Linked DNA regions of Homo sapiens: region 2 is linked to region 1. A link is a loop called in an ENCODE intact Hi-C map of the cell type or tissue named here. Cell type or tissue: dorsolateral prefrontal cortex. All regions are shown on one strand. Each heading gives the region's core, and the rest is flanking DNA. Links, peaks and the distances in the headings are about the cores only.

Region 1 (16,419 bases), core at 2,732-10,731:
CAGCATTTTGAATCTGAATAGTAACATGACTGAATTGAAAGTGATGGAGCCCTGCAGTTAGGGACACGATGTCTAATCTTAGGCATTTTATCTTCAACATTGTCCCAGTTCTCTTGTGTAGGGAAAAGGAAAAGGCACAGCATGACCTCTTCCAAGGACCTCAAACCTGGCCAGTTTAGTTGGTTATAACATGGTGACGATGAAAACAGCATGGTAAATTCAGGCCTCCTGGAGGGCCATGAACCTGTCTACATGTCTGTTTCTCTGTGTTGATCAGTGGCTGACAGTTGCAGGTGACTGTGACTGTCACAGTCGTTATCTCTCCTGCTGTGTAGCTCTCAGTATTAACCATAGTGTTTAATTCTAGGCCATTGACTTGAGGGAAAAAGTCATTGCAGTGAACTTCTGGTTGCCGTGATTTGAGTGCACCCTAAACATGCACAGTGTAGGCAAATCGGAGCCACATTTCATGCTAAACGATCCCATGAAATGATGAGCAAACATCACTCTTTTAAAAAAGAGTAAGACACATGGTGAATCACAATTGAACTTTTGGTTTCATTTGCTTAGAAACAGTGTCTTACTGTCTAGATTTTACTCAAGGAATACTTAACTAATCAATTGAGTCAAATCATTCTAGTATAACAAGATTGAGGTTTCCAACATATCGATTTGTGTTATTAGGTGTAATTACAAGGAACCCTTTAATATGACTTAGACGTCTTTTACCCATATTTTGCCTCTTAACTTGAAGTGTAGTTCAGGAAGTCTGCTGCCTTTTGTTAGCATGGTCTGCCACTTGTCCTTTAGGGATTGTGCTGTAGTTTGTAACTTTGAGGTTGTAATGATAAGAAGCTTTGCTATCAGTACTGTTCTACTGAGGAGTCAAGGGCTTTTCTGGAAACCCTCAATTCACATTTTACACCCATTTTTTTGGATGAAGAATCAAGGGCCCTTTGATCTAACAAGCCTACCATAGAATCTAAATGGAATGAAGGGGCTGGGTGCAGTGGCTTATGCCTGTAATCCCAGCACTTTGGGAGGCCAAGGCAGGTCAATCACCTGAGTTCAAGACCAGCCTGGCCAAGAAGGTGAAACCCCGTCTCCACTAAAAATACAAAAAAAAAATTAGCCAGGCATGGTGGCAGGTGCCTGTAATCCCAGCTACCCGGGAGGCTGAGGCAGGAGAATTGCTTGAACTCAGGAGGTAGAGGTTGCAGTGACCCAAGATGGTGCCACTGCACTCCAGCCTGGGCAATGAGAGCAAAACTCCATCTCAAAAAAAAAAAAAAAAAAAAAAAGATGATAATAAATGGAACTGTGGGTCTGAATGACATGAATCCTGAGAAGATTGCTCTTGTACCAATTCTGTAGTGACAAGAAAAGTTTGTGAGAAAAGTTTGGAAATTTAGTGTATGAGTTAGTATATGAGATATTTGGGTATAGGAAGACTTCAAGGAGGCAGTGGGCAAGCTGAGTCTTTTAAGGATAAATAGGTGTTCACCATGAAGACAAGAAAAGTAAATTCATTTCAGGAAGGATAGGTCAAGTATGTGCAGAGGCAGTTTGCAAAGATACCCTGTAAAGATCATATCACACATGTCTGAGAAGTGTGAAAAAAAAAAAAGCTAAAGTAAATGAATGCTGGCCAGTAAGTTTCCTGCTAGTTCCATTTCATTTTCTTGTAGAAATATGACTGTAAGTTACCCAGTATTATAATTAACTTTCCAATATAGTAATGGATTTGTTATATAAAAAATTACATTATGGAATCTTTGTTACAGTTAGAAAGCAACAGTCTATGAAGTTAGAGAACTTAGAACTTCTTCTTTGAATTTAGGGAGAAGGTAACATTTTGGATTGTATTAAGTTTTTGTTACACATAAAATTAAGTTAGTAGAAAATAATAGAATGATCTCTTTACAGATATAATTATGCTTCATCTATACCTGTCTTATTTCCTCACTGCTAATCCCTTCTATTCCTTTTTTCTTTTTCCTGTAGCGGCTCTTGTTTCTGAAATCCTAGTTAATATATTCCTGAAGAAGAGGTTTTCACTTCAATTCTAAAGTTATTTCAGTTTAGAACTATTTAATTTTATTTTCTCTAAAGTTTTATAATCCAGTTTTAAACAAATGGCAAAGATACCTAGTTTGCTTATCGTCTCATAACAAAAGAAGCGTGTTTTTGTGAAGCAGTGCTCATTTGTATAATTAGACTATTACCATTTTAAATGCATCCCATGTACTTCCATCTTCCTTCCTCCTGTCTTCTCATCTCTTCCCCCTTCTTTCTCCAGCTGTGTTGGAATTAGCCGTTGTTGTTCTCACTGTCCAGCAAGGAGAGATGGGGAGAGGGAGGGAGGAAAGAGAGGACTCTTCTGTCTTTTCTTTGTGCCAGGCACTAGGCTCCATGTGGATTGCCAGGACCTCAGCAAATGGAAACGTGTTCCTCATGTGTTCTTGGTGGAACTCTGGAAAATTTTTCCCAGGAAACCTTAAAGAAGTTTGGTTGGGATCTGTACTTCTGTTATTAGTACTTTAAAATACTTGCGGGTTTGATCTGTATAATGTTATCTTTAATAAAATAACTTCTAGGGCTCAAGGGAGGAACTTACAGCTGCATTTTAAAGTTGTAAAATGTTGTTTTAATATTGGTAAGGGCCCTTGTAAGGTAGTTGACAAGAAGCGAATATTAATATTAACTGCAGTTTTCTAAAATAATTGTGCTACCAGTTATTTGACATTTTCTTTGAAAGCATTCTTTAGTTTAACCTTGAATTCTAGTCTTCAACAACAAACGACTCTTAGTTCAGAGACTTAAGATTTGGAAAAGACCAGACTCTCACACCATCCCACCCATGTCCGTAGGCATTTCCAACATCTGTAGTGTCTGATGTGACAGTTTTTCCTTATAAGTGAGCTGAAGTCTGTTTCCTCTAGCTTTGACTCATTGACCCGAATTTTTCTATCTGGTAAAACGCAAGAAAATTCGACTCCCTTTCCTATTTAATAACCTCTCAATATTGTTGAGTTACCAGGATCTGTGCCCTTGCACTGCCCTGTCTGCTCCTTAGCAGTCTATTTTCAGCAGAAGTATCCCTGGCAATTCCAACAATTCCTTCTGTTGCTTGGTTCTCAGATACTTTATCTCATAGATTTTTTTGGGTGCTCTGATTTGTTGACATCCTTGCAGATCTCATCTGATCAGCACAGAGTATGTGACCGTTATTTTCCTTGCTTTAGACATTATGTCCAAAGTGAATTAGTTACCCATTTATTTGTGAGGTCAGCCCTAAAAGAAAATATTTTTGCTCTTTTGCTCCCTCAACTTGTTGACATATTTTCTAAACAATATAATTATTTACTGTATCAAATTGATGCTATAGTGACAACAATAATGCACATAGTAATAACTAACATTTTGGCAACTTTTACCATTTGGCAAGCACTGTTGAAGATACTTTGTAGTAGCCCTGTGAAGTAGGTGCTGATAACAATTCTATGAGGTTGGTTTTTTGTTGATTTTTTTTTTTTTTTTTTTTTTTTTGAGACAGGGTCTCACTGTGTCGCTCAAGCTGCTGTGCAGTGGCATGATTACAGTTCACTGCAGGCTTTGACCTTCCAGGCTCAAGTGATCCTCCCACCTCAGCCTCCCGAGTAACTGGGACCACAGGCATGCGCCACCACTCCCAGCTAATTTTTGTATTTTTTGTAGAGATGGGGTCTTGCCATGTTGCCGAGGCTGGCCTTGAGCTCCTGGGCTGAAGCAGTCCTCCCACCTTGGCCTCCCAAAGTACTGGGATGACAGGCACAAGCTACTGCGCCCAGCCTGTGGTTGGTTTTTAATATCAGAAGATAATATGTCTTAGATATTATTATCCCCATTTTGCAGATGAGGGAACTGATATATAAAGCGTTCAATTACTGCTTTATGCATTAAGTTCTACTACCTTACTCCTTTTACTTATTTGTACTTCCAGTGTTTTACAGTGGTTGGAAGAGACTGAAAACAAAGATTTAAATAATAACTAAGATTTACTGAAAATATCTCAATAAAGTACTTTATATACAGAGTTGGCAGCAGAATCCAGGCAGCCCAGTACTAAGACAAAAGGTAGTTTCTCAGGCAGTCTATTTATTGGAGTATGCTGCTAAAAGACACTTGAGCATAGTCACTCTACATTGCTCATTGATCTTCTTAAATGATGACCAAGAGTTATTTAAGAAATCTGAGATGCTTTCTGAGTCATTCAAAGCAGACTGAACTGTTTTCAATGGTGAGGGAACTACTGTTGTCTGATTCTTTGCAAACTGGTCAAATATTGATATATCAGGAATTTAGCGTATATGATTAACCAGATATCTGTATCTGGTCATGTTATATTTTAAAGTTAAATTCTTTTAATCTGAGAGTTTAGCCCAATTTAAATATATATCTACCAGGCGGCCAGACACGGTGGCTCATGCCTGTAATCCCACCACTTTGGGAAGCTGAGGCGGGTGGATCACCTGAGGTCAGGAGTTCGAGACCACCCTGGCCAACATGGTGAAACCCCATCTCTACTAAAAATACAAAAATTAGCCAGGCATTGTGGCACATGCCTGTAATTCCAGCTACTCAGGAGGCTGAGGCAGGAGAGTTGTTTGAACCCAGGAGGCGAAGCCAAGATCGCACCATTGCACTCCAGCCTGGATGATAGATTGAGATTCTGTCTCAAAAAAAAAAAAAAAAAAAATCTACCAGGCATGGTGAATGGTGGTTCATGCCTGTAATCCCAACACTTTGGGAGGCTGAGTGGGGAAGATCACTTGAGGCCAGGAGTTCAAGGCAAGCCTGGGCAACATAGCAAGGCCCTGTCTCTACAAAAAAAAAAAAAAAAAAAAAAAAAAAAAAAAAAAATATATATATCCTTTAAAGTTTAGTTCCCATTACGTACTTAGGATTTTTTGAGTCCCCAGTATTTTTAACCCAGAGTATTAAATTTTCTACGCCTACTCCGAAGGGTTAAATTCTTCTACCCACTGGTCTAATTTATTATTTTATAAAGTAGGAAGTAGTGGAGCAATTGAAAAAACAATCTATAAACTCTGTATTAAACATACTGAACCTTGTATATTAGACTTGGAAATTAAACATCAATTTTTTTTTTTTTTTTGTATTTAGAAACAAAACAGGCCGGGTGTGGTGGCTCACGCCTGTAATCCCAGCACTTTGGGAGGCCGAGGCAGGTGGATCACAAGGTCAGGAGTTTGAGACCAGCCTGGCCAACATGGTGAAACCCTGTCTCTACTAAAAATACAAAAATTAGCTGGGTGTGGTGGCAGGCACCTGTAATCCCAGCTACTCAGGAGGCTGAGGCAGGAGAATTGCTTGAACTCGGAAGGTGGAGGTTGCAGTGAGCTGAGATTGAGCTACTGCAATCCCGGATGGTGATGGAGCAAGACTCCATCTCGGGGGGGCGGGGGGGAAAACAAGTAGTTCATTTCTAGTAGTAGAACCACTTGAATAGTATTTGTATTATGTATTTTAATAGAAAGCTAGAGTGTAAGTTTTTTTGTGGTTCATTTCTCCTTTGTCAAGGCGATGACACCTTTGGGGGAATGCTGCCATGACGTTCAGAAACATTCTCAGGTAGTAACATTTTAAAGAGATTGTTTATACATATTTTGCCAATAAGGAACTGAGGAAGGAACTCTGAGTTCAGATTTGATCTCCACCCAAGTTGAACTCTATTTTTTTGTTGTTACTGAGAAACACAATGGGGTTTGTGTGTGTGGAAGGGAGATAACTGTTAGAGTGACACTGGTGGCTCATGATTTTGGAAAGCTGTTAGTGACATCTCCTCTGACCCTATACTGTTGCATCTGACTCCTAAAGAGTCCACATTTTCACTTTTGGCCGCATGATGAGCTCACTGGACAAATGCAGCAGAAGTGCCTGTGAATACGTGGCTCATTTTGTCAAGGGAGGGGACTGTGTCGGCACTGATGCTGTCGACGTGGAGCTCTGAGGATTGTTCTTGGCCCTGTGTGTGCTCTTATGGCACTGCTGCATCCTCTTTAGTGAATTACAGTTATTTAGATGTGTGTGTCCTCAAGAGGCTAAGCTTTTGGAGACAAAGACTGCATCTCTCCAGTACCTGGTATAGTTCCTGGTTCATAAAAGGCAAATAACAAATGTTTATTGAATGATTCATTCAGGTTAGCTTGATGGCCCCGCGCATGCTGCCTCCTCATCCCCATCCCCTCACCTCTGCTGGCAAAGAGAGCTGAGGATACCTTGGAGGATCTCTTGGTCTGGAGTTCTCTTGATTGGCTTTTTAAATATTGTTATAGCTTGGTCCTTGAACAGTGAGCCAGGGATTTTGTTTTGTTTTGTTTTCTTCCCCAGCCTGCAGTTGTTTCCATACTCTTATTTTTGGGTCTTTTAACTATATTTTAACAGGTACCTCATAGCCTATCATTTTAAAATCATAGATCCTACCTCTCCCACATGCTCTTGCCCTCAACAGAATACCATCTCTCATATTTATTTATTTATTTTTGAGATGGAGTCTTGCTCTGTCGCCTAGGCTGGAGTGCAGTGGTGCGATCTTGGCTCACTGCAACCTCCGCCTCCCGGATTCAAGAGATTCTCTTGCCTCAGTCTCCTGAGTAGCTGGGATTACAGGTGTGCGCCACCACACCCGGCTAATATTTGTATTTCTAGTGGAGACAGGGTTTCATTATGTTGGTCAGACTGGTCTCAAACTCCTGACCTCATGATCTGCCTGCCTCGGCCTCCCAAAGTGCTAGGATTACAGGCGTGAGCCACTGTGCCCAGCCCATCTCTCATTTTTAACCTATTGATGATAGCCTGTCTGGATTTTCCTGTTGTATTCATTGATTTGCTATGTCATTACCTCGAATCATTTTAAATGTTGTATAATTTGCGTAATCTTTTTTCTTTTCTTTTTTTTTTGAGACAAGATCTCCCTCTGTCACCCATGCTGGAGGGCAGTGGCACAATCATAGTTCACTGCAGCCTCAAGCTTCTGGGCTCAAGGATTCCTCCCACCTCAGCCTCCCATGTAGCTAGGACTATAGGCACGTGCCACCACACCTGGCCAATTTTTTAATTTAATTTTGTAGAGATGGGGTCTTGCTGTGTTGTCTGGGCTGGCCTCAATCTCCTGGACTCAAGTGGTCCTCCCGCCTCAGCCTCCCAAAGTGTAGAAATTACAGGCATGAGTCACTGTGCCTGGCCCTTATTTTATTGCTTATATATCTTTTTCCATCTCATTTAACCATTTAAGAAAAAGAAATGGTGAGATTCTGAAATTCCAGGTAGAATTTCATAAGTATAAAACTGGTAGCTTTGATATGCTTTTATTGGAACATTATGAAGATATATGATGTAATTAATTTTTATTTATTTATTTATTTTTTGAGATGGAGTCTCACTGTGTCACCCTGGCTGGAGTGCAGTGGCCCAATCTCGGCTCACTGCGAGCTCCGCCTCCTGGGTTCATGCCATTCTCCTGCCTCAGCCTCCCGAGTAGCTGGGACTACAGGCGCCTGCCGCCACGCCCGGCTAATTTTTTGTATTTTTAGTAGAGACGGGGTTTCACTGTGTTAGCCAGGATGGTCTCGATCTCCTGACATCATGATCCGCCCGCCTCGGCCTTCCAAAGTGCTGGGATTACAGGCGTGAGCCACCATGCCCGGCAGGTTGACAGCAGTGTTTCACTTCACACAAGCAGAATTATTTGTGGTATTTCAGCTGCTTTGACCAAGCCTTTTAGAGTCATTCTGGTTAATTTTGAGCATGCCATGCACATAAGAAGGATAAATACAACTTTACTAAAGTATAGAGGGGGCAAAATCATCACATTAATGTTACTGTGAACTTTCCCTTGCCTGTGAAAGACGATTATCCACTAACTGAACCAAGAAGAGTAATGGGAATGATGCAGAGTACTGTCCTCTTGCAAGGGAAGATGAGAATTTTGAAAGCGTGGCAGGGATAGGGTAAGGATAGGACAGATAGATTGGTTTACAAATGCAACCCAGCTACACTCAGAGGAGGGACGTTTTTGTCATAAGGGTCCTAATAATAGGCAAAGAAATGACTTAGGAAAGTGTCAAGCTGAGTTATATGTTAGAAATGTGTGGCCACCCATTGAGTCATCTGAAAATTTTGTTGTTCACATTAGCATTTTTTATAGTGCAGTGTTCTTTAGAGGAAATATTTTGAGGACCAAATGAACCCTCCTTCCCTTATGTATATTTACAAGTCATTTGGGAAAAAAAGAGACCACCTGAGCAGGTAGTTGGAAATTATGTTCATTTTGATGTATCTCTCAGGGTGTGTCCATCGTGGTAGAAAAGTCCCATTTAATTTACTAACTCAATTAGCCTTAATTTTTTTTCTTTTTTCTTTTTTTTTTTTGTTCTTGTTTCGTTTTGTTTTTGAGATGGAGTCTTGCTGTTGTTGCCCAGGCTGGAGTGCAGTGGCGCAATCTTGGCTCCCTGCAACCTCTGCCTCTCGGGTTCAAGCGATTCTCCTACCTCAGCCTCCTGAGTAGCTGGGATTACAGGTGCCCGCCACCCCACCCAGCTAATTTTTGTATTTTCAGTAGAGATGGAGTTTCCCCATGTTGGCCAGGCTGGTCTCGAACTCCTGACCTCAGGTGATCTGCCCCCCTCGGCCCCACAAAGTGCTGGGATTACAGGCGTGAGCCTCTGCCCCCAGCCTGTTATTGTTAATACAGACTAAAACTGACTTTCTATGGCACAGTTACCTTCAACTGATCACAACTTGAATCTCTTCGTCTATAGTTCATTGATGGTCTGGCTAATTGCAGTTTATCCTTATAACTGCTCAACGACGAGAGCATTGGCTTACATCGTAGTCTTTTTTGTTTTATAGACTTTTATTGCTTGGAGTGGTAGACATTGCTGTGGAGATACTTGGTCTACAGAGCCTCTCCTGATTTTTTAAAATGAATAAAATGGTATTACTGCAGCAACTTGTTAAGGTGATCAGGGCAGGTCTATTAGTCTATAAGACAGGACTTAGTCTATTTTAGAGATACGGAAACTTGAAGGACAGGTAAGCGAAGTGACTTATTCAAAGTCACGTTGCTAGTAAGTAGAACTGTTCCTACCTACCCCACATACTGTTAAGCTGGTGCCCTTTCTCCTGTATGTCAAGTTGTGTGGACCTCACCTTTGTGCCTTCAACTATCTTGTCTGTGGTTATAAGTACAGTAGCTTTTGCCAAAAGGAATTTATATTCTGAGATCCTTTAGAAGCTTTCTGTAACAGAGATTTGAGGCACTTTCTATATATGCCTGTTTCACTTCCCAAATATCTATAACCTCTTATACTTTTCCTGTAACCTTTAAAATTTTGATTAGGTGCTCACTGGATGGCATCACTGTTGCCCAGCTGGATAAGTTGTGTGGGATTGGAGTGGGCAGAGCCTATGATGTCAAGGAATAATGCCCCATGGGGATTCACCCCTCCTCGGAAATCTGTATTTGGTCAGCAGATGGTCTCTACTGCTTCTCCCGAGGAGGACTCACTGTCTCTGACCACCTTGTCTTCATTTCTAAGGCTTAAACATATCCTGAGGAGTACATCTAATTTTCTTTGCTGTAGTTATGTTATTTTATGATGGAGATTAGAGGAGCCTCCCTTCTGATGAGATCCAGGTCTTGACCTGATGGCATAGAGTTAATAGTACTGGCTCTTGTTCAAACTCTGATCCTGCTACTTTTTTTTTTTTTTTTTTTTGAGATGAAGTTTCGCTCTTGTCACCCAGGGTGGAGTGTGATGGCTCAATCTTGGTTCACTGCAATCTCCGCCTCCCAGGTTCAAGTGATTCTCCTGCCTCAGCCTCCTGAGTAACTGGAATTACAGGCACCCACCACCACGCCTGGTTAATTTTTGTATTTTTAGTAGAGAAGGGGTTTCACCATGTTGGCCAGGCTGGTCTCAAACTCCTGACCTCAAATGATCCACCCACCTCGGCCTCCCATAGTGTTGGGATTACAGGCATGAGCCCCTACACCCAGCCTGATCCTGCTGCTTTTTAAACTAAATGGCCTTGGGCGCACACTCTGTGACTCAGTTTAATCTTTATCTTTGAAACAGGGGTAAGTTCTTACTGCACAGGGTATTGGGAAGATTAAGCTAAATATTGTATCTTAAGCTCTTGGAAGAGTGCCTATCACAAAGAAGGCACTACTTAAATGTTAACTATTATTATTGTTACTTGGAAAAGGAAAACGCTAGAATAATAAAGCCTACTTGCTCTGAGGTGTGCACATGTGGTTTTTTGATTAATTTTTTTTATGTATGTAGGTCTTTCTTATTTCAGGCAGGATCTCAGTTTTAATAGCTGCTGTGTAGGTGGGTCACAGTTTCTTTGGATAGCCCAGCTGGTAGTTTTCTCATTTGGGAATCAAGCCATACCTTCTAAGTAGAGTGCTTTCCTGGTTCTTAACTCTTTGTGATAGAGCCCTGATGTGCCCAGGTTGCTCTGAGTAGAAGCACTTAAATCTCCCATTCTGTTGCAGCTTATGGGACTGGGCAGTGGTGTAGCTAGTGGTAGCTTTTGTGGTCACCTATGCAGCTCACTGCCTAGTGGCCATATTAACATGTTGAATTTATGTTCTCACGATAGACATTCCTAGTTCTACATAGCTCACACAGGACTGCCCTTGCTTGTAGCCTCGTTAATGTGGTTTCCTCCTCCTTGTTTCCAGCAGAAACAGCTTACGGTCTAGAAGGAGGAAAGGAAGCCAATACAACTTGATGTTAAATCATTTTCTCTTAGTTGTCCAAAGGGAGTATTTAGTGGGATGCTTCATTTGAAATGGAATTTGTCTTCTTCAAAGTGGTTGCCAAATGAAAGGATGCACTAGATGCAGAGGCCGCCTGGTGAGAAAGGAGGAGGTATAAGGTCGTCTTCTGGCCATTCTTCCAGCAAGATGTTTTGAGGGTCCTCCCAAGTACTCAACGTGGGGTTATATCAGTGAACAAAATAGAAAAATCCTTTCCTTTATGGAGCTTACAATCTAGAGACAAAGATAGAGAAAAAATAAGAAAATTCCATGGTACAGTAGGCCCTTCTTACTGCGAGTTTCCCATTTTCAGATTCAACTAACCGGGGATCAAAACCTGCCAACACGGAGGGCTGAGTGTACTATGGCATTTTATGTCAGGGACTTGAGCATCCGTGGATTTTGATACCTGCTGGGGTCCAGGAGCTAATCCCCAGTGGATATGGAGCGCCGACCATATGTTGGTGATCACCTCACACTTCTCAGAACCTTTCCACACATCCCATTTCACTCACCTTAAAAGCCAGAGTCCTTACAAGGCCTGAGGGTCCCACAGGATCTGCTGCTTACCCCATATCCCCTGCCCCCTTACCTTCTGACCTCATTGCCAGTCACTGTCTCCTTATTATCAGTGTTCTCAAGTCCCTCGGACATGCCAAGTGTGCTCCTTTTACAAATTTGAGACAGGGTCTGGCTGTATTGCCCAGGCTGGAGTGCAGTGGTGTGATCAAAGCTCACTGCAACCTCGACCTTCTGGGCTCAAGTGGTCCGTCCACCTCAGCCTCCCGAGTAGCTGGAACTATAGGCACGCACCACCACGCCCAGCTAATTAAAAAATTTTTTTATTAGTAGAGTTGGTGGTCTCACTATGTTGCCCAGGCTGATCTCGAACTTCTGGGCTCAAACAGTCCTCCCACCCCAGCCTCCCAAAGTGCTGGGATTACAGGCATGAGCCACCATGCCTAGCTAAGGCATGCTTCTCTAAGGGTCCTAACTCTGGGTACTTCCTCTGCCTGGCAGCATCTTCTTCCAGATAAATCCTATCTGCCAACTTCTCCGGTTTTTCCTTTCTAAATGTGGTCTTTTCAGTGGGCACCACTCTCACCAACCTATTTAAATTACAATCCACCACCTTCCCAGCAGTCTTGACCCCCTTTCTCAAGCTGTTTTTTTTTTCTCTGTAGTGCTTACCAATTTTTTTAACATATAATTTATTTATTTGTAAAGAAAGCTTAATAGGGGAGGGATCTTCATTTTGTTTTCTGAAGTATATTAAGGGCTCACCTAGAACGGTAATTGGCACCTCTAGTAGATATTCAGTAAACATGTTGAATGAATGAAAATGAAAAAAAGTACAATGGAAAAAATAAAGAAGGGTTGCATTAGTTTCCTGTGGCTGCTGTAACATATTAGCAAACCCTTGGTGGCTTAAAACAATAGAAATTTATGATCTCACGGTATATATTGCACATATAACTATTCATCCATCTAATATATGGAGGTGTGTGTGTATTGTATTAAAAATTGTTTTCATAAATGGAATGTGTCATGCTGCAGTTTGCATTTGTATCAAGTCAGATTGATACATATGGATCTAGTTCCTTCATTTTAACTGCAGCTCTAAGCAGCTGGTTCTCTTTCTTTCCTGGTTTCAGAATATGTAAATCCCAGAGAAGTCCTCTGATTAACCTAGCTTGGGTCCCATGCTAGCACCTGTTGGATCAGTCTGTGGCTTCAGCAGATAGGACACTCAGATTGCTCAGACCTGGAGTGCATGCTTACCCACGAATCCAGAGCATCTGGGTACTTTGTTTGCAGTTCCCCTTAGGATCATGAGTTTGAAGGAGAAAGGATTTGGGGCAAAAAACACAGATTTCTACTGAGGCTTCAAGTTTGGGCTTGGATATTACATCCTCTGGGAATCCTTTTCTGACCCCTGGGATTCTGTTCTGTGTCCTTGCACTTCCTATTCTTGTAACAGTTATCATGTAGTATCTTAATTACCCTCTCCTCTTGATGTGTACTCATTCAGGGCAGAGACTGTGTCTGTCTTGTTTTCCTTTTGTGTCTCAGGAAATAAAAGGCCTGCCACACACCATTAAGTAGATTCTCAACACATATTTTTGAATGAATGATTCCACTAGCTAGCAGAGGTTTCAAACTCACTTTCTATAAACAGGTTCCCATCCACTTCCTATGAATGCCGTAGGAATCCTGTGTAGCGTGGTGCTTTTGCACCTACTTTCAGGCCCATTAACATTCTATCTCTTTTTACATCTTTCTTTATATGAGTGGTTTGGCCCTGTTTGGAAGTTTCTTTTTCTTATTTAATGGTGAAAATTCACAGAAAGATAAAATTGGTAAAATGCAAACTCAGACTTTCTCAGTAAAGTCTTTAGAGATAAGTCCTGCCCAGCCTTTCTCACCCCAGTATACCTTTAGCTTTCATGTGTGCACAGTAGTTTCTCCTAAGCTCAAATATTCCATCAGCAGAACCTTTTTTTTTTTTTTTTTTGAGACACAGCCTCTCTCTGTTGCCCAGGCTGGACTGCAATGGCACGATCTCAGCTCACTGCAACCTCTGCCTCGTGGGTTCAAGCAATTCTGCTGCCTCAGCCTCCCGAGTAGCCGGGATTACAGGCACCCACCACTACGCCCAGCTAATTTTTGTATTTTTAGTAGAGTCGGGGTTTCACCATATTGGCCAGGCTGGTCTGGAACTTCTGACCTCAAATGATCCACCTGCCTTGGCCTCCCAAAGTGCTGGGATTACAGATGTGAGCCACCATACCTGATCTAGCAGAACATATCTTAGGCAGATTTACTTCTGGATACTTTTAGCATCAGGAGAGTATGAATTTTAGTGGATATAAAATGTGAATGAAGCTGGGTATGGTGGCTCATGCCTGTAATCCAGCGCTTTGGGAGGCTGACGTGAGAGGATCAACCTAGCCTAGTAGTTTGAGACCATCCTGGGCAACATGGCAAGACCTTGCCCCTACTTTATTATCTAAAAATATTTTTTTTAATAAAAAATAAAATGTGAATGATTTGATTTGGAAATGGTAGTGTTAGTAGTAGTACTAGTAATAGTAATAGCAGTTAACATTTATTGAGTGCTTTTTCTGTGCCAGGCATGTAGAAGTAGGTACCATCTTTATACGTGTTATACAGATGAGAAAACTGGATCTTAGATCAGTGATCTATTCAAGTTATCTCAGCTCCTGAGTGGTGGTGCTGGGCTATGAATCTGGACACTGAACTCAGAACCATACACCTAAGGACTACGTTCTACTGCCTTGTGTAATTAGGAACAGAAACCTGGGGTTTGGTAAAAGAAAAAGAGATCAGACTGATCACAGAGAAGCAGTGAAGTTTCTGCCCTAAAGCTTTGGTAAAGATAAATAGGGAGAATTAACCAAAGTTTTAGAACTGTACTCCCATTGCCTCTGTGAGGAGAGAAAACCAAGATGTGTGGAGGTGGGGCTGAAGCCATGTGCTTTAGCATAAATTGGCACTGTGTTACCTACAATATTGGGAAGAGCATTTGAGAAATACAGGGTGGTCAGTGCGTTTTCTGCTTCCCACATAAAAGTTGGTCTTTAGCCCTGAGATCCTGGCTGTGGGAGGAGTCATTTAACCAGGAAGGCATTGAACATCTGGATAAATATTTAGACATAAAATAAGTTTTACATAAAATACTTACATGAAGCAAAGCACAATGAATTTGTAAGCATTTCACTGAAACTGGGAGAGGCAGCCTGAAAAGTTTGTAGCAGACAGGCAATGGAATCTGATTCTACTGTACCATTAATTGAAGATGTGTACAAGGTCAGTGTAAAGGTCTTGTTCTTTTTCTTTATTTGTGCTATTTTAAATCAGTATATACAATGGCTTTTATATGTTCAGTTTAGATCTTAGTATCTGTCTCTTGACCGTGTATTTACTCGATAGCTCTGAATTCTCTTTCTGTCGGAGAGAATTATTCCTTATGTTTTCAGGAATAAAACTCCTGCATTGGAGGAGATTACTGATATCACTAAACCTGATGGAATAATCTATGTTCTTTCCAGCCTGTCTCCTATGCTAGGTTACTGTACATACCCTCCAGGCAGGGACATTTTCCTGCTTTTATAAAGTACTTGGCTCAAATACTAAGTACAGACATGCATCACTTAATGACAGGGATGTATCTTGAGAAATGTGTTGTTAGGCAGTTTCTTCATGGTGCAAACATCAGTGTGTACTTACACAAACCTAGATGGTGTTAGCCAACTACACACCTAGGCTATTGCTCCTAGGTTACAAACCTGTGTAGCATGTTACTGTACCGAATACTGTGGGCAGTTGTAACAAAATGGTAAATATTTGTGTATCTAAACATAGAAGGCAGTGTGTTGTGCTATGACATTATGATAGCTGCCATATCACTAGGTGATAGGACTTTTTCAGCTTCTTTATAATCTTGTGGGACTGCTGTGTGTGGTACGTTATTGACTGAAAGGTTGGTATGCGGCACATGACTGAATACTCTGTTGGTTTATATTTGGACTAACAGTGCTACTTTCATAGAATATCTGTTCCAAATTGGGATTATCTTATTTCTATCCATAGAAAGTAGTTATAGGATAAGTGGATGGTATTAAAATTAAGTTTTATCCCCCTTTAGGTTGCATCCCAGCGCATTAGCTCAGTGGACCTCTCGTGTTGTAGCCTGGAACATCTGCCTGCCAACCTCTTCTACAGCCAAGACCTCACTCATCTCAATTTAAAACAAAACTTCCTAAGGCAGAACCCTAGCCTTCCAGCTGCCAGGGGGCTTAATGAACTGCAAAGGTAAGCCTGCAGAAATGGGTAGATCATTAGGAAGGGGTGGGGGCAGAATGAACTTCTGCTTGTTATCTCTTGAATATTCTCATGAAAAAAGCTAGTGTGTAAACTTTCTCCTTCAGATAACAGGGTAATAGGACTTTGTTTATTAGTGAAGACATTACCAATTCTCAATCTGAAATTTTTTTTAAGGTTCTTGCTTTTGAAACTAATGATTTATGATATTTATTAACTGGATAGAGTTGTGTAAGAACAATTCTCCTTAAACAACTTTTATTCCTATCTAAAAATGCATGTGCAAAAAATTAATAACATTTGGTGTGTTACTTCTGAACTTCAGGTGTTTGTTCAGATTAAATTGTTTCTTTTGAAATTTATGAAAGGTCATTTTTTCCCATAAAAAGATATTTCCTTAGAAATTTAAGAACCAGCGTTTAAATCAACTTACATCATGTCATCTGGGTGATTAGTGTGTGGGTTTCAGGAGTCACATGTTAAATAAATAGAACCTGCTCCTTTATTTTTTATTTTTTTGAGACAGAGTCTTGCTCTGTCTCAGGCTGGAGTGCAGTGGCATGATCTCGGCTCACTGCAACCTCCTCCTCCTGGGCCCAAGTGATTCACCTGCCTCAGCCTCCCGAGTAGCTGGGATTACAGGCGCCCACGCCCTCTTAATTTTTGTATTTTTAGTAGAGATGGGGTTTTACCATGTTGGCCAGGCTGGTCTTGAACTCCTAACCTCAAGTGATCTGCCC
Region 2 (16,419 bases), core at 4,953-12,952, 54 kb after region 1:
TGGGCTCAGGTGATCTTCCTGCCTCAGCCTCCCAAGTACTCAGGCATGTTCAGTTTCATCAGTGTAAAGGAGCATCACCTTTTGCTCCCCTTTCTTCTCCTTTCATATGGTTCAGCCTAGGAAACCTATACATTCCAGTCCCATAAAGAATTGCTTGGCTTCACCTTTCCTCAGAATAAAGGAATCAGACCTGTCCCTCCTAGGGAAGTATTAGCAATTTGCAGATATAAAATTCTTAATTTGGAGGTAAAAGTGGTTATAATTTATCTGATTTTTGAGAATTTCTTGGAATGTGACAAGATAAGGAACTCTAAACACTTTGTTAACTTGCTTTCTAAATTGTTAACATTATTTGCCTCTTGAGTTCCTTGTATTTAGAAAACCCTCATATTCCAGAATTTGAGCCCTATTTTATTCATCCACCAGTGGTAGAACTTCATTAGAGCCAAGGACAATGGCTTGCACTGACCTCAGGTAGTAAGAATGAGATGATTTCTGAGTTACCTGGTACATGTAGGGAGACATCATTTTTCTTGATCTGAATTAGCTTACACATAAGATCAATCTGAAATGTCTGGAAGTAATAAATCTTAGTAAGAGCTTTATAAATTCTTCAGATTCATAGTTCTAACTTGAGTTTTTAGATGACATCACCTACAGGATATTTAAATACCAGAATAGACATTAGACACTCTGTAAATGTTGCATGACCATGAGTAACTGCTTCCTTCCTGGCTCCTGAGCTGAGGAGGGGAAAATCAGATAGGTTTGTTCTAATTCTGCCTTAATACTTTATTTGTTGTTTATTGTTTTTGTTTTTGCTTCTGTTTTCAGAGATAGAGTATCTGTCTGTCGCCCAGGCTGGAGTGCAGTGGCATGATCTCAGCTCACTGCAACCTCCACCTCCTGGGTTCAAGAGATTCTCCTCCCTCAACCTCCCGAGTAGCTGGGATTACAAGTGCCCGCCACCACACCTGGCTAGTTTTTGTATTTTTACTGAAGACAGGGGTTCACCATATTGGCCAGACTGGTCTTGAACTCCTGACCTCAAGTGATCCACCTGCCTCGACCTCTCAAAGTGCTGGAATTACAGACATGAGCCACCACACCCAGCCTAATTCTGCCTTAATACTTAAAATCAAAGCTAGTGGAGTAATTTAAGGAGAGTCTTGCTTAGTTTCTCTAAGTAAAGGGCCACTTTTATTCAATTTTTTTTCCCTTTAAATGGAAATGGTACATCAGATTGATTATTTTTTTCTTTGCATTGATGTTGTTTGAGTTTGATATTATTTCTTCTGTGGCATCATTAATAATTCCTCCTCCCTTCTCCTCTTTCTCCTCTTTGTACAAAGTGTGGCTGTTACTTCTTGGTCAGTTCTCTTTCTATCCATGTTTTCTGCCTTGGGGGTTGCATATACTCTCAGGCTTCATTTTCACCTTTCATCTTGATGTTAATCATTCCCCAGTCTTTCCCTATTCCTTCTTTGACTTCTTGAGACCAGTTCCACTTAAGCTGCCAGCTGGATAACTTCTTGGTTTTCCCTATTCACACATTTAACCAAATACATGTAAAACAGAGTTCAGTGTCTTTCTTACTCAACCAATTCTTTCTCATGGATTTCTTTTTTTGCTGATAGCAACACCACCTCATTGGTTTTCCAGACACACAACTCTTGGCTGATTCTGTCAGCTCTTCTTTTACATGAGTTTCTGTCTTTTATCCCTTCCTTTTTCTTCTCACTGTGACTGTTGTCTTCTACCTGAGCCATTTGCTTCCATTGTGCAGCCTCCCAAGCAAGCACAATTTTGCTCAGAGCCTGCGGTTCTCTAGTTCAAGGTACTCAAGCCCTCATATTTGGTTTCAGCCCACTGGTATGTGAGTCATTTGAGGATGAGGCTCTATCTCTGAGCTGCTCATGTGTGGGCCTCCAACCTGTGGTGGCAAGTTAACTATTTGCTACTTTTCCACAATGAGATGTGTACAGAAGTTAAGACTAATATTTTAGTAACATATAATGATTTGACATTGCCACAATATCCAACTGCATTACGAGTTGATTCTTGCTGTACAGGGAATCAACTAGTTTTTTTTATTTTGTTTTATTTATTATTATTATTATTATTTTTTGAGACGGAATTTCTTGTTGCCCAGACTGGAGTGCAGTGGTGTGATCTCGGCTCACTGCAACCTCCGCTTCCCAGATTTAAGCAATTTTCCTGCCTCAGCCTCCCAAGTAACTGGGATTACAGGCGCCCATCACCATGACCGGCTAATTTTTTGTATTTTTAGTAGAGACAGGGTTTCACCATGTTGGCCAGGTTGGTCTCAAACTCCTGACCTCAAGTGATCCAACTGCTTCGGCCTCCCAAAGTGCTGGGATTACAGCCATGAGCCACTGCGCCTGGCCTCAACTAATTTAGATGTTGTCAAACTTGCACAGTGAGTTGCATGTGATGTGAGCTGTGTATGGGTTGTGTACTATACATCAGTCTGTCATGAATTACAACTTTAGAAAATAGGTCTCCTTCACCATAGATAATTTAAGCACTGTTTTTATTTATCCTTCAACCCCAGTGTGAGTCCTTAGTAGGTCCAGTCCTTGGTTAATTGCCTCACCCACCTTTGTAGCACAGACCCTTGCATCCCCTGCCCTCCTGTAGAAGCTATTCAGGCAGGCACCAAACTTGCCCTGTGCTCTTCTGTTTGATGCAGAGGCTGTTCCATTGCTTCCTCGCACCTGCTTTTCTTCTCCCATGTACACCTGTTCCATTCTGCCTACTCTTGGGAATCAGATGATTTGCTTCCTTTTCCATAGCCTCTTTTTTAAAAAACCATTCTCTACATTTTATACATCATTCGTGGCACTTACCACATACCTGTAGTTCCTGTATTTTATAAAACATATTTGACTCTCCTTACTAAATTGTGAAATCTGTTGAAAAACACCTTGTTTTATTCATCTCTTACTGCAACAAAGCCATAGGTCATCATCGTTGTCACCATCACCATAGCCCTTCTACAGGCTGGAGTGCAGCGGTACAAGCGCAGGTCATTAGAGCCTTGATCTCCTGGACTTAAGTGATCCCCCTCCCTCAGCCTCCTGTGTAGCTGGGATGAAAAGTACACACTACCACACTTGGCTAATTTTTAAATTTTTTAGAGAGATGGGACCGCAGTTTGTTGCCTAGGCTGGCTCAAACTCTTGGGCTCAAGTTGTTCTCCTGCCTTAGCCTCCCCAAGTGCTGAGAATTACAGGCATGAGTAACCACGCCTGGCCAGAAGGGAATTTTCATCATATTTTGCCTTTTAAAAAGTTTGTCTGGGCCAGGTGCAGTGGCTCCTGCCTGTAATCTCAGCACTTTGGGAGGCCGAGGCAGGTGGATCACCTGAGGTCAGGAGTTCAAGACCAGCCTGGCCAACATGGCAAAACCCCGCCTCTACTAAAAATGCAAAAATTAGCTGGCTGTGGTGGCATGTTCCTGTAGTCCCAACTACTCGGTAGGCTAAGGCAGGAGACTTGTTTGAACCCAGGAGGCGGAGGTTGCAGTGGGCCAAGATCGCACCACTGCACTCCAACCTGGGTGACAGAGCAAGACTTTGCCTTAAAATAATAAATAAATAAATAAATAAATAAATAAATAAATAAATAAATAAATAAAAAGTTTGTCCTAGTTACATCATGGTGACTGTGGTCAACAATATGTTGTAGTTGTTTGTATTCTTGTTTTTTCTTTTTCTTTCTTTTTTTTTTTTTTTTTTTTTTTTTTTTGAGACAGGGTCTCACTTTGTTACCCAAGCTGGAATGCAATCACAGCTTGTTACCCAAGCTGTGGTGCAATCACAGTTCACTGCAGCCTCAAACTCCTGGGTTCGAGTGATCTTCCTGCCCCAGCCTCTCAAATAGCTGGGAGTATAGGCACGTGCCACCATGGCTGGCTAATTTTTTATTTTTTGTAGAGATGGGGTCTTGCTCTGTTGCCCAGTCTGGTCTCAAACGAACCTTCTACTTCAGCCTCCCAAAGTGGTAGGATTACAGAGTTTGAGCTACCACACCCTGCCATAATATATTGTATTCTTGAACAATGCTAAGAGAGTGGATGTATTTTCACCACAAAAGTGAAATATCTCACAAATAACTATGTGAGATAGTGCATGTGAACTAGCTAGAATTAGTCACTTCACAGTTTACGTATATTTCAAAAGTCATGCTGTACACAATAAATATGTACAGTTTTATCTGTCAATTAAACAAATAATAAAACGGTTCATCCTAAGTAGCTGAATTACTGTGTGAACCTGAAAACTTGGTATTTCAGTCATGGTGAGAGTTAACAACTTAAGCCAAATGTTAGCTTTCTTTTTTGTTACATTAACTTTGCTTTTGTTATAGATTTTTTTGTCTCCTTATTAATTCAATGCTTATTATTTTAGTACTAATACAATTTCATTGTATTGAATGAAATTGTGTGTGGCTCTTTCAAGTGAAGATGATAAAGCCATTATGAAGGTTATTTGAAGTGTAGATTGGGAAGAAGATGGGACATTTGTTCCATTCCTGCAGTCTGTTGTACCCAAGATGAGATGTGTTTTTTCTTTTTTATTCTGTTTACACATTCTAGTAATCTAGTGAGCATTTGGAAATAAGCAGATTGCTGGGTCAAGGCCAGTTTTTAAATCTTACAACCTGGAATAAAAAAAGAGAAAGAGCCAAAAAAACATCCTCTTAGGGCCATTGGAAAAGGCCATATGCTGTGCTTGCGTGTTGACAAATCCCAGCTCTTTGCTGGAACTCATCCTTGTGTTTCAGTGGCTTTAGGATATTATTCTTAATTCATTTTCCATAGGTTTATTTTATTTTTTTAAAGGACAGAAATTCACTATAGAGAAACTCTAGCTTTTTCCTGTACTCTAGACTTATATTAATACTCCTTTTTTCTTTTTTTTTTTTTGAGATGGAGTCTCGCTCTGTCGCCCAGGCTAGAGTGCAATGGCGTGATCTTGGCTCACCACAACCTCCACCTCCTGGGTTTAAGCAGTTCTCCTGCCTCAGCTTCCCGAGTAGCTGGGATTACAGGCGTGTGCCACCATGCCCAGCTAATTTTTTGTATTTTTTTTTTAGTAGAGATGGGGTTTCACCATGCTGGCCAGGCTGGTCTCGAACTCCTGACCTCGTGAAACACCCACCTCAGCCTCCCAAAGTGCTGGGATTACAGGTGTGAGCCATCGCACCCATCCTATATTAATACTTTTCTAAACAAGTGCATCATCTCAGCACTTTGCTGGCTTTGTAATGGAAAATAGATGGTTTTTGTTGTTTGTTTTTAAAGGAGTTAGACATAGCCTAACAAACTGGAAATTGACATTTCCATCTATTTTTCTCCCTTTTGAAGCTAAATATGTCTTTGTTATTTTGGTTCCTAGTCCCCATTACTACTTATTTTCTGATAGTTCATCCACAGCAACTTCAGTCAGTTAGCTCACTAGTTCTTATGGCTAGAGATTCCGCCAGTTTTCCCCTGTGCCTTGCTTCATCACAGAGGTGTTGGTTCCCATTTTTGTCCGGCATTCTAAGATTTCTCAATGGATTCTAGATGCCGGATTTCAGTATTTTCTGCACTTCACTCTATCAAGCAGTATTTTATAGACAGAGATAGTTTTGGTGGTTCATCCTGGTCCTGAGCAGTTGGGAGTCATGTACTTGCATTCCCATCTCTGGTGCTCCCATTCAGTGTGCAACTCTTATTCGTTGTGTGACTCCCGTCCATTACTGTTTTTCCACCTCAACCTTTAATTCCATGCTACTCATCCGCCTGTTCATGCATCCTCTCTCCTTCATTAAATATTCGTTGTAGTTGTGATGTGCCTAACAGTTGTTCTGAGTTTTGTTTCTTATGTTCTTTTCGGTATGGTGTAGATAGTTTCACAGTTCCTTGGATGTCAGTTCCTAGTTCTTTGGAAGTCAGTGCTTAAGTGGAATTTTTTTCCCTCTTGAAGTGAATTAAGGTAAAGTCAATGTGCTTATTCCTCTCCCAGCTGTAGTGGTGTCACTTGTGTTTCAGAATATATTGTGAAGGTTAAAACCTCCTGGAATTATAGCTAAAAATAGATACTCTGGCTAGTTAAGAAAGGCCGGATGCTGAGATTCCAAAAATCATGGAGAACTATAATACAGAGAGAACTGAGTTCTTTCTCGCTATTTCTCATATTAGGGTGTGCCCATTTACTTATAGCATTGCAGTTAATTATAGTCTCTATGTCCTTTGCCCTCAAGGTTGAACGTAATTAGGAAGCTGATAGCAGATGAAGTGGACTTTCTACAGCATGTTACTCAGCTTGACCTACGAGACAATAAGCTTGGTGATCTAGATGCTATGATTTTCAACAACATTGAAGTTTTACACTGTGAAAGGAATCAACTGGTCACATTAGACATCTGTGGCTATTTCCTAAAAGCGCTCTATGCCTCTTCTAATGGTATGTATCATAGGCTACATCAAAGTTGCTCTTTTGGTTCCAGGAATTTACCCAGCATCATTATTTCTGCTTCTGATTATTCTTTGCTCAAGTAGTTAGTAAAATAGCTCAAATTTTGCTAAAATAAAAGTCACAAAAGAAAAATGCTGACTTATTGTTTAAAGGACTCAAAAAGGAAAATTTTATTGTCCCTAATTTTTTTCTCGTATTGTGATTTGGATAAGTTACTCCCACTTTTGATTTGATTTTTCTGCTTAAAGGAAGAGAGAAAAGTGAACTATTTCTTGGGCTACATTACCAAGATCTAGAGATCTTTACTACCTTATTACTAAATCTGGAACCTTTATTTAATACTGGAGAATGAAAGGAAGTTTTATTTTGACTCCATTCGGGATCTCCAGTTTCATGTTTGACTAACAAAGAACTCACCTTAATATAAACCAGAATGTTAGCTGGGCGTGGTGGTGTATGCCTGTAGTCCCAGCTACTTGGGAATGGGAAGCTGAGGCAGGAGGATTGCTGGAGCCCAGGAGGTGGAGGCTGCGGTCGTCTGAGATCACACTACTGCACTCCAGCCTGGTTGACAGAGCGAGACCCTGTCTCAAAAAAAAAAAAAAGACAAGAAAAGATAATTTAAAAAAGATAAACTAGAATGATATATGCACAAGAAGGACACCATGAAGCTAGAGTCTTAATCATTTAATAATATTTCTTCCTAAGAATCTGAAAATCAGGGCAGTTCCAAAAAAGAAAAGGTAGTATGGGCATATGTTTGCTAAGATGAAGGTTTCCATTCCCTACAGTCAGTAAACTGAATGAAAACAAGTGTTCACTACTGCAAGTTGAACATATGTTTATCACGCACTTGTTTTATGCATAGTGCAGCTCATGAGCTCTGAAAGATGAAGGATTTTTCAAATGTGATTACTGTTATCTCAGAAAAACAAGCCAAGCCTCAAATAGGTATATTTTCTAGTGTAATCAGTTTGGCTGAGCACTGAAGGGTTATAGGATTTAGATAACCAGTGGGAATGAAGTAGGAAGAAAGAATCTGAATGTGGCTTGTTCGGCAGTTGGGAGAAAACAGGGAATTCTGAACCCATAGAAGTAATTAGGGGATGCATGCTTTTGTCAGATGGTCAAGCATTGCCCTTAGCTTAGTAAGCGATAGAGAACCAGTAGAGACTCTAAAGTGGAGGAGACTTGATGGAAGTGATGCTTTAAGGCAGTTAATGTGAAAATAGTGTGTACAGAATGCATTTATAGAAGAAGGTTGAGGGTAATCCACTACTCCACTAATCCAAGTTATTGTGATGGGCTTCATGTGGGTTAATGGGAACTTGTAGTCAAGATTACATATGTTGATTTGAGACTTACCTGCTCAGAGGTGATACCTGAAACCAGGGAAGTAAGGTAACTGGAAGAGAGGAGAGTGCTAGTACCAAAGGTCAACTTACAAGCCCCTCACACTTAGCTGCAGCCAGACTGGGCAACCAGATAGGAGCTGCACCTGTGAATTACTTGGTAATTGTTTAGAGAAGCAGAAGGACATTTACAAACTACTCTTGTCCAAGAAACACAGTGACAGGGGACAGTGGTGTCATATTTCATAAAGTGTTCAGGAAGTGTTTCAGATTTAAGTAAAATAAGTCATTTGTGACCCACTGGAGTGCTGTTTCAGTAAGGTGATGAGGGCAAAAGACAAGAAGCATTACTTGGTTTTATGGAAGGACCCTTGGGTTTTAAAAGGATGGTACTCGTGGTTAATCTTTCAGATGTGATACAGCCTGCATAACAATAAGAGCAACAGTAAATGGATAGCAAAGAGGTAGGAAATTAGAATGCATGATGTATTTCAATCTCTGAAGAAGATCTTGTGATTAAAAGTTCTTTTTTACTTTTCCTGCACTTTCAAAGTTAAACAAATGATGTATTGTACTTCCTAAACTAAACAAACAATAGAGAATAAAGCACAGTAATGACGTTCCACATACAAAAAGAGTCTCTATGTCATTTGTATAGTAATGTCTTTGTGGGGTTTTTTTTTTTCTTCCTAGAACTTGTTCAACTTGATGTTTACCCAGTTCCAAATTATCTGTCCTACATGGATGTTTCAAGGTAAGAAGTCAAGTCTTAGAGCCCTCTAGAGTCTACTAGAAAATTATTTAGTAATTCTGTCTGAGCTTATGCACAAGTACTTTTTAATATTTTGAAGGTAAATGCTAAAAAATTAATGATTTTTACTTTATTCTCTAAAATTATATATATCTATTGATTAAAATACATTTGTAGTTCAAACCAGAGCATCAAAGTGCCTGTGCACACCAATTTGAACACACATTTGGACTTGAAAGGTGAGTAAGTTGAGGGCCATATGGCTTAAAGCTCTAATAACTCTTTTCATTATATGAATCATATTTTTTTGTCTTTCCCTGAAGTAATGTTAATTTTATTTTTTATTTTCAAAATTTTTTTTCAAACTCTGCCAAGTCTTAGGATGATTTAATTTTTTAAGTGCTTTATTTCTTTGGATTTCTTACACCCCTTGTTTAGACATATATCTCTTCGCTAAAAATTCTTAGGAAATAATGACAAAGCCTATCAAAATAGAAATTCTCTACAACCTGCTTGGTTTTCTTAGCTCCTTTTTGAATATGCTAACTATTTTACCTTTTATGGTAATTTGCTTCTGCAGTGTATTATATTTATTGCGGTTCCCACAAATATTATAGTAGACTTTTTCTTGAAGGCACAAAGGCTTGACAGTGTCTACAGTATGTATTTATACCACGTAAACTTAAAAATTTTTAACAATGAATTTTAAAATTGCAACTCATTTGGAAGGTAACTCCAAAGGAGATACACAAAAATGTTCTAAACATAGGGAGTTTGTGGCCCACTCAAGGTGACAACTGTTAACTCATTTCAGGGCTTAAATTCTGGTGTGTTTATTAACAGTCACCATGCTTTTTAATCACAACTATTGTATGATTTGTCTTCTACAGAATTTTGCCTTTTATCTTGAGATTACACAGGCTTAGCTATTTTAATAATCTATTCAATCATAATTATGCAAGATGTGTCAGTACTTAGCTATTGGGAAAATATTACAGTTAAATTTTTATTGGGGGAGGAGCCAAGATGGCCGAATAGGAACAGCTCCGGTCTACAGCTCCCAGCGTGAGCGACGCAGAAGACGGGTGATTTCTGCATTTCCATCTGAGGTACCGGGTTCATCTCACTAGGGAGTGCCAGACAGTGGGCGCAGGCCAGTGTGTGTGTGCACCATGCGCGAGCCGAAGCAGGGCGAGGCATTGCCTCACCTGGGAAGCGCAAGGGGTCAGGGAGTTCCCTTTCCGAGTCAAAGAAAGGGGTGACGGACGCACCTGGAAAATCGGGTCACTCCCACCCGAATATTGCGCTTTTCAGACCGGCTTAAGAAACGGCGCACCACGAGACTATATCCCACACCTGGCTCAGAGGGTCCTACGCCCACGGAATCTCGCTGATTGCTAGCACAGCAGTCTGAGATCAAACTGCAAGGCGGCAACGAGGCTGGGGGAGGGGCGCCCGCCATTGCCCAGGCTTGCTTAGGTAAACAAAGCAGCCGGGAAGCTCGAACTGGGTGGAGCCCACCACAGCTCAAGGAGGCCTGCCTGCCTCTGTAGGCTCCACCTCTGGGGGCAGGGCACAGACAAACAAAAAGACAGCAGTAACCTCTGCAGACTTAAGTGTCCCTGTCTGACAGCTTTGAAGAGAGCAGTGGTTCTCCCAGCACGCAGCTGGAGATCTGAGAACGGGCAGACTGCCTCCTCAAGTGGGTCCCTGACACCTGACCCCCGAGCAGCCTAACTGGGAGGCACCCCCCAGCAGGGGCACACTGACACCTCACACGGCAGGGTATTCCAACAGACCTGCAGCTGAGGGTCCTGTCTGTTAGAAGGAAAACTAACAACCAGAAAGGACATCTACACCGAAAACCCATCTGTACATCACCATCATCAAAGACCAAAAGTAGATAAAACCACAAAGATGGGGAAAAAACAGAACAGAAAAACTGGAAACTCTAAAACGCAGAGCGCCTCTCCTCCTCCAAAGGAACGCAGTTCCTCACCAGCAACAGAACAAAGCTGGATGGAGAATGATTTTGACGAGCTGAGAGAAGAAGGCTTCAGACGATCAAATTACTCTGAGCTACGGGAGGACATTCAAACCAAAGGCAAAGAAGTTGAAAACTTTGAAAAAAATTTAGAAGAATGTATAACTAGAATAACCAATACAGAGAAGTGCTTAAAGGAGCTGATGGAGCTGAAAACCAAGGCTCGAGAACTACGTGAAGAATGCAGAAGCCTCAGGAGCCGATGCGATCAACTGGAAGAAAGGGTATCAGCAATGGAAGATGAAATGAAGCGAGAAGGGAAGTTTAGAGAAAAAAGAATAAAAAGAAATGAGCAAAGCCTCCAAGAAATATGGGACTATGTGAAAAGACCAAATCTACGTCTGATTGGTGTACCTGAAAGTGATGTGGAGAATGGAACCAAGTTGGAAAACACTCTGCAGGATATTATCCAGGAGAACTTCCCCAATCTAGCAAGGCAGGCCAACGTTCAGATTCAGGAAATACAGAGAACGCCACAAAGATACTCCTCGAGAAGAGCAACTCCAAGACACATAATTGTCAGATTCACCAAAGTTGAAATGAAGGAAAAAATGTTAAGGGCAGCCAGAGAGAAAGGTCGGGTTACCCTCAAAGGAAAGCCCATCAGACTAACAGCGGATCTCTCGGCAGAAACCCTACAAGCCAGAAGAGAGTGGGGGCCAATATTCAACATTCTTAAAGAAAAGAATTTTCAAACCAGAATTTCATATCCAGCCAAACTAAGCTTCATAAGTGAAGGAGAAATAAAATACTTTATAGACAAGCAAATGCTGAGAGATTTTGTCACCACCAGGCCTGCCCTAAAAGAGCTCCTGAAGGAAGCGCTAAACATGGAAAGGAACAACCGGTACCAGCCGCTGCAAAATCATGCCAAAATGTAAAGACCATCGAGACTAGGAAGAAACTGCATCAACTAATGAGCAAAATCACCAGCTAACATCATAATGACAGGATCAAATTCACACATAACAATATTAACTTTAAATGTAAATGGACTAAATTCTGCAATTAAAAGACACAGACTGGCAAGTTGGATAAAGAGTCAAGACCCATCAGTGTGCTGTATTCAGGAAACCCATCTCACGTGCAGAGACACACATAGGCTCAAAATAAAAGGATGGAGGAAGATCTACCAAGCCAATGGAAAACAAAAAAAGGCAGGGGTTGCAATCCTAGTCTCTGATAAAACAGACTTTAAACCAACAAAGATCAAAAGAGACAAAGAAGGCCATTACATAATGGTAAAGGGATCAATCCAACAAGAGGAGCTAACTATCCTAAATATTTATGCACCCAATACAGGAGCACCCAGATTCATAAAGCAAGTCCTGAGTGACCTACAAAGAGACTTAGACTCCCACACATTAATAATGGGAGACTTTAACACCCCACTGTCAACATTAGACAGATCAATGAGACAGAAAGTCAACAAGGATACCCAGGAATTGAACTCAGCTCTGCACCAAGCAGACCTAATAGACATCTACAGAACTCTCCACCCCAAATCAACAGAATATACATTTTTTTCAGCACCACACCACACCTATTCCAAAATTGACCACATAGTTGGAAGTAAAGCTCTCCTCAGCAAATGTAAAAGAACAGAAATTATAACAAACTATCTCTCAGACCACAGTGCAATCAAACTAGAACTCAGGATTAAGAATCTCACTCAAAGCCGCTCAACTACATGGAAACTGAACAACCTGCTCCTGAATGACTACTGGGTACGTAACGAAATGAAGGCAGAAATAAAGATGTTCTTTGAAACCAACGAGAACAAAGACACCACATACCAGAATCTCTGGGACGCATTCAAAGCAGTGTGTAGAGGGAAATTTATAGCACTAAATGCCTACAAGAGAAAGCAGGAAAGATCCAAAATTGACACCCTAACATCACAATTAAAAGAACTAGAAAAGCAAGAGCAAACACATTCAAAAGCTAGCAGAAGGCAAGAAATAACTAAAATCAGAGCAGAACTGAAGGAAATAGAGACACAAAAAACCCTTCAAAAAATCAATGAATCCAGGAGCTGGTTTTTTGAAAGGATCAACAAAATTGATAGACCGCTAGCAAGACTAATAAAGAAAAAAAGAGAGAAGAATCAAATAGACACAATAAAAAATGATAAAGGGGATATCACCACCGATCCCACAGAAATACAAACTACCATCAGAGAATACTACAAACACCTCTACGCAAATAAACTAGAAAAGCTAGAAGAAATGGATACATTCCTCGACACATACACTCTCCCAAGACTAAACCAGGAAGAAGTTGAATCTCTGAATAGACCAATAACAGGCTCTGAAATTGTGGCAATAATCAATAGTTTACCAACCAAAAAGAGTCCAGGACCAGATGGATTCACAGCCGAATTCTACCAGAGGTACAAGGAGGAACTGGTACCATTCCTTCTGAAACTATTCCAATCAATAGAAAAAGAGGGAATCCTCCCTAACTCATTTTATGAGGCCAGCATCATTCTGATACCAAAGCCGGGCAGAGACACAACCAAAAAAGAGAATTTTAGACCAATATCCTTGATGAACATTGACGCAAAAATCCTCAATAAAATACTGGCAAACCGAATCCAGCAGCACATCAAAAAGCTTATCCACCATGATCAAGTGGGCTTCATCCCTGGGATGCAAGGCTGGTTCAATATATGCAAATCAATAAATGTAATCCAGCATATAAACAGAGCCAAAGACAAAAACCACATGATTATCTCAATAGATGCAGAAAATGCCTTTGACAAAATTCAACAACACTTCATGCTAAAAACTCTCAATAAATTAGGTATTGATGGGACGTATTTCAAAATAATAAGAGCTATCTATGACAAACCCACAGCCAATATCATTCTGAATGGGCAAAAACTGGAAACATTCCCTTTGAAAACTGGCACAAGACAGGGATGCCCTCTCTCACCGCTCCTATTCAACATAGTGTTGGAAGTTCTGGCCAGGGCAATCAGGCAGGAGAAGGAAATAAAGGGTATTCAATTAGGAAAAGAGGAAGTCAAATTGTCCCTGTTTGCAGACGACATGATTGTTTATCTAGAAAACCCCATCGTCTCAGCCCAAAATCTCCTTAAGCTGATAAGCAACTTCAGCAAAGTCTCAGGATACAAAATCAATGTACAAAAATCACAAGCATTCTTATACACCAACAACAGACAAACAGAGAGCCAAATCATGAGTGAACTCCCATTCACAATTGCTTCAAAGAGAATAAAATACGTAGGAATCCAACTTACAAGGGATGTGAAGGACCTCTTCAAGGAGAACTACAAACCACTGCTCAAGGAAATAAAAGAGGACACAAACAAATGGAAGAACATTCCATGCTCATGGGTAGGAAGAATCAATATCATGAAAATGGCCATACTGCCCAAGGTAATTTACAGATTCAATGCCATCCCCATCAAGCTACCAATGACTTTCTTCACAGAATTGGAAAAAACTACTTTAAAGTTCATATGGAACCAAAAAAGAGCCCACATCGCCAAGTCAATCCTAAGCCAAAAGAACAAAGCTGGAGGCATCACACTACCTGACTTCAAACTATACTACAAGGCTACAGTAACCAAAACAGCATGGTACTGGTACCAAAACAGAGATATAGATCAATGGAACAGAACAGAGCCCTCAGAAATAATGCCACATATCTACAACTATCTGATCTTTGACAAACCTGAGAAAAACAAGCAATGGGGAAAGGATTCCCTATTTAATAAATGGTGCTGGGAAAACTGGCTAGCCATATGTAGAAAGCTGAAACTGGATCCCTTCCTTACACCTTTTACAAAAATCAATTCAAGATGGATTAAAGATTTAAACGTTAGACCTAAAACCATAAAAACCCTAGAAGAAAACCTAGGCATTACCATTCAGGACATAGGCGTGGGCAAGGACTTCATGTCCAAAACACCAAAAGCAATGGCAACAAAAGCCAAAATTGACAAATGGGATCTAACGAAACTAAAGAGCTTCTGCACAGCAAAAGAAACTACCATCAGAGTGAACAGGCAACCTACAACATGGGAGAAAATTTTCGCAACCTACTCATCTGACAAAGGGCTAATATCCAGAATCTACAATGAACTCAAACAAATTTACAAGAAAAAAACAAACAACCCCATCAAAAAGTGGGCGAAGGACATGAACAGACACTTCTCAAAAGAAGACATTTATGCAGCCAAAAAACACATGAAGAAATGCTCATCATCACTGGCCATCAGAGAAATGCAAATCAAAACCACTATGAGATATCATCTCACACCAGTTAGAATGGCAATCATTAAAAAGTCAGGAAACAACAGGTGCTGGAGAGGATGTGGAGAAATAGGAACACTTTTACACTGTTGGTGGGACTGTAAACTAGTTCAACCATTGTGGAAGTCAGTGTGGTGATTCCTCAGGGATCTAGAACTAGAAATACCATTTGACCCAGCCATCCCATTACTGGGTATATACCCAAAGGACTATAAATCATGCTGCTATAAAGACACATGCACACGTATGTTTATTGCGGCACTATTCACAATAGCAAAGACTTGGAACCAACCCAAATGTCCAACAATGATAGACTGGATTAAGAAAATGTGGCACATATACACCATGGAATACTATGCAGCCATAAAAAATGATGAGTTCATGTCCTTTGTAGGGACATGGATGAAATTGGAAACCATCATTCTCAGTAAACTATCGCAAGAACAAAAAACCAAACACCGCATATTCTCACTCATAGGTGGGAATTGAACAATGAGATCACTTGGACACAGGAAGGGGAATATCACACTCTGGGGACTGTGGTGGGGTCGGGGGAGGGGGGAGGGATAGCATTGGGAGATATACCTAATGCTAGATGACACGTTAGTGGGTGCAGCGCACTAGCATGGGACATGTATACATATGTAACTAACCTGCACAATGTGCACATGTACCCTAAAACTTAGAGTATAATAAAAAAAAAAAATTAAAAAAAAAATAATAAAAAACCTGATCCATCAAAAAAAAAATTTTTTTTTATTATAAATATATAATTATAAAATCATAAAACTCTTTGAGTAGTGCTTCATGCATTTCCTACTACCTATCAGATAATTTTATTTAATTAACTTAAATCAGACATTACCTAATTAGTTTTCTTTCCCCACCCACTCCTCCCACCCCCCAGCAACCCCAAATGTTATTTTCACATTTTGAATAAGAGCAGTATAGGAAGAGTATAGGAATGGGATTTGCGTACATGGATGCATATAAATATCTTGAACAGTTCTTTTCTTTTTTTGTTTTTTTGAGATGGAGTCTCGCTCTGTTGCCTAGGCTGGAGTGCAGTGGCGCAATCTTGGCTCACTGCAACCTCTACTTCCTGGGTTCAAATGATTCTCCTGCTCCAGCCTCCTGAGCAGCTGGGATTACAGGCACACACCACCATGCCTGGCTAATTTTCTTGTATTTCTGTAGAGATGGGGTTTCACCGTGTTGGCCAGGCTGGTCTGGAACTCCTGACCTCAAGTGATCCACCCGCCTTGGCCTCCCAAAGGGCTGGGATTATAGGCATGAACCACCATGCCCGGCCCAGATGTATTTTCAAGAATTAGTCATAGAGTTAAACTACTTTTTAAAAACAGTGTAATCAGCAAATGGTAGCCATTGAAACCCCTAAGTGAGACTGAATTGGAAACTCTTGTGTCATGCTTGTCTCTGAATTCTGCCTCTTAAATGATAATTCATCTTCCTGTGGCCACTCTCATGCCCAGAATCTTCAC

What was found. Peaks named below come from ENCODE experiments on the same cell type or tissue, not always from the same donor. Only the 100,000 strongest peaks of a DNase experiment are listed, where the experiment ranks them.
Region 2: a loop joins it to region 1, with 2.6 times the contacts of the local background. A loop is called at or near these places in 2 of 110 quality-filtered maps.

Annotation. Positions count from the first base shown.
Region 1 is chr18:62,844,932-62,861,350 of GRCh38, forward strand. It overlaps PHLPP1 (PH domain and leucine rich repeat protein phosphatase 1), which reads left to right. Exons shown (of 17, transcript NM_194449.4): 4 at 15,504-15,670. Among named protein-coding and RNA genes, the nearest start is that of PHLPP1, 140 kb to the left of the region's middle. In dorsolateral prefrontal cortex, for the core only: no CTCF peak of the experiment used is centred there; a DNase peak (open chromatin) is centred at 5,963; H3K4me3 peaks cover 485 bases; H3K27ac peaks cover 7,799 bases.
Region 2 is chr18:62,896,692-62,913,110 of GRCh38, forward strand. It overlaps PHLPP1 (PH domain and leucine rich repeat protein phosphatase 1), which reads left to right. Exons shown (of 17, transcript NM_194449.4): 7 at 6,273-6,475; 8 at 8,533-8,593. Among named protein-coding and RNA genes, the nearest start is that of PHLPP1, 190 kb to the left of the region's middle. RefSeq lists a silencer at 1,727-1,786 and enhancers at 1,839-2,340, 9,228-9,840, 9,841-10,452. In dorsolateral prefrontal cortex, for the core only: no CTCF peak of the experiment used is centred there; no DNase peak of the experiment used is centred there; H3K4me3 peaks cover 597 bases; H3K27ac peaks cover 4,812 bases.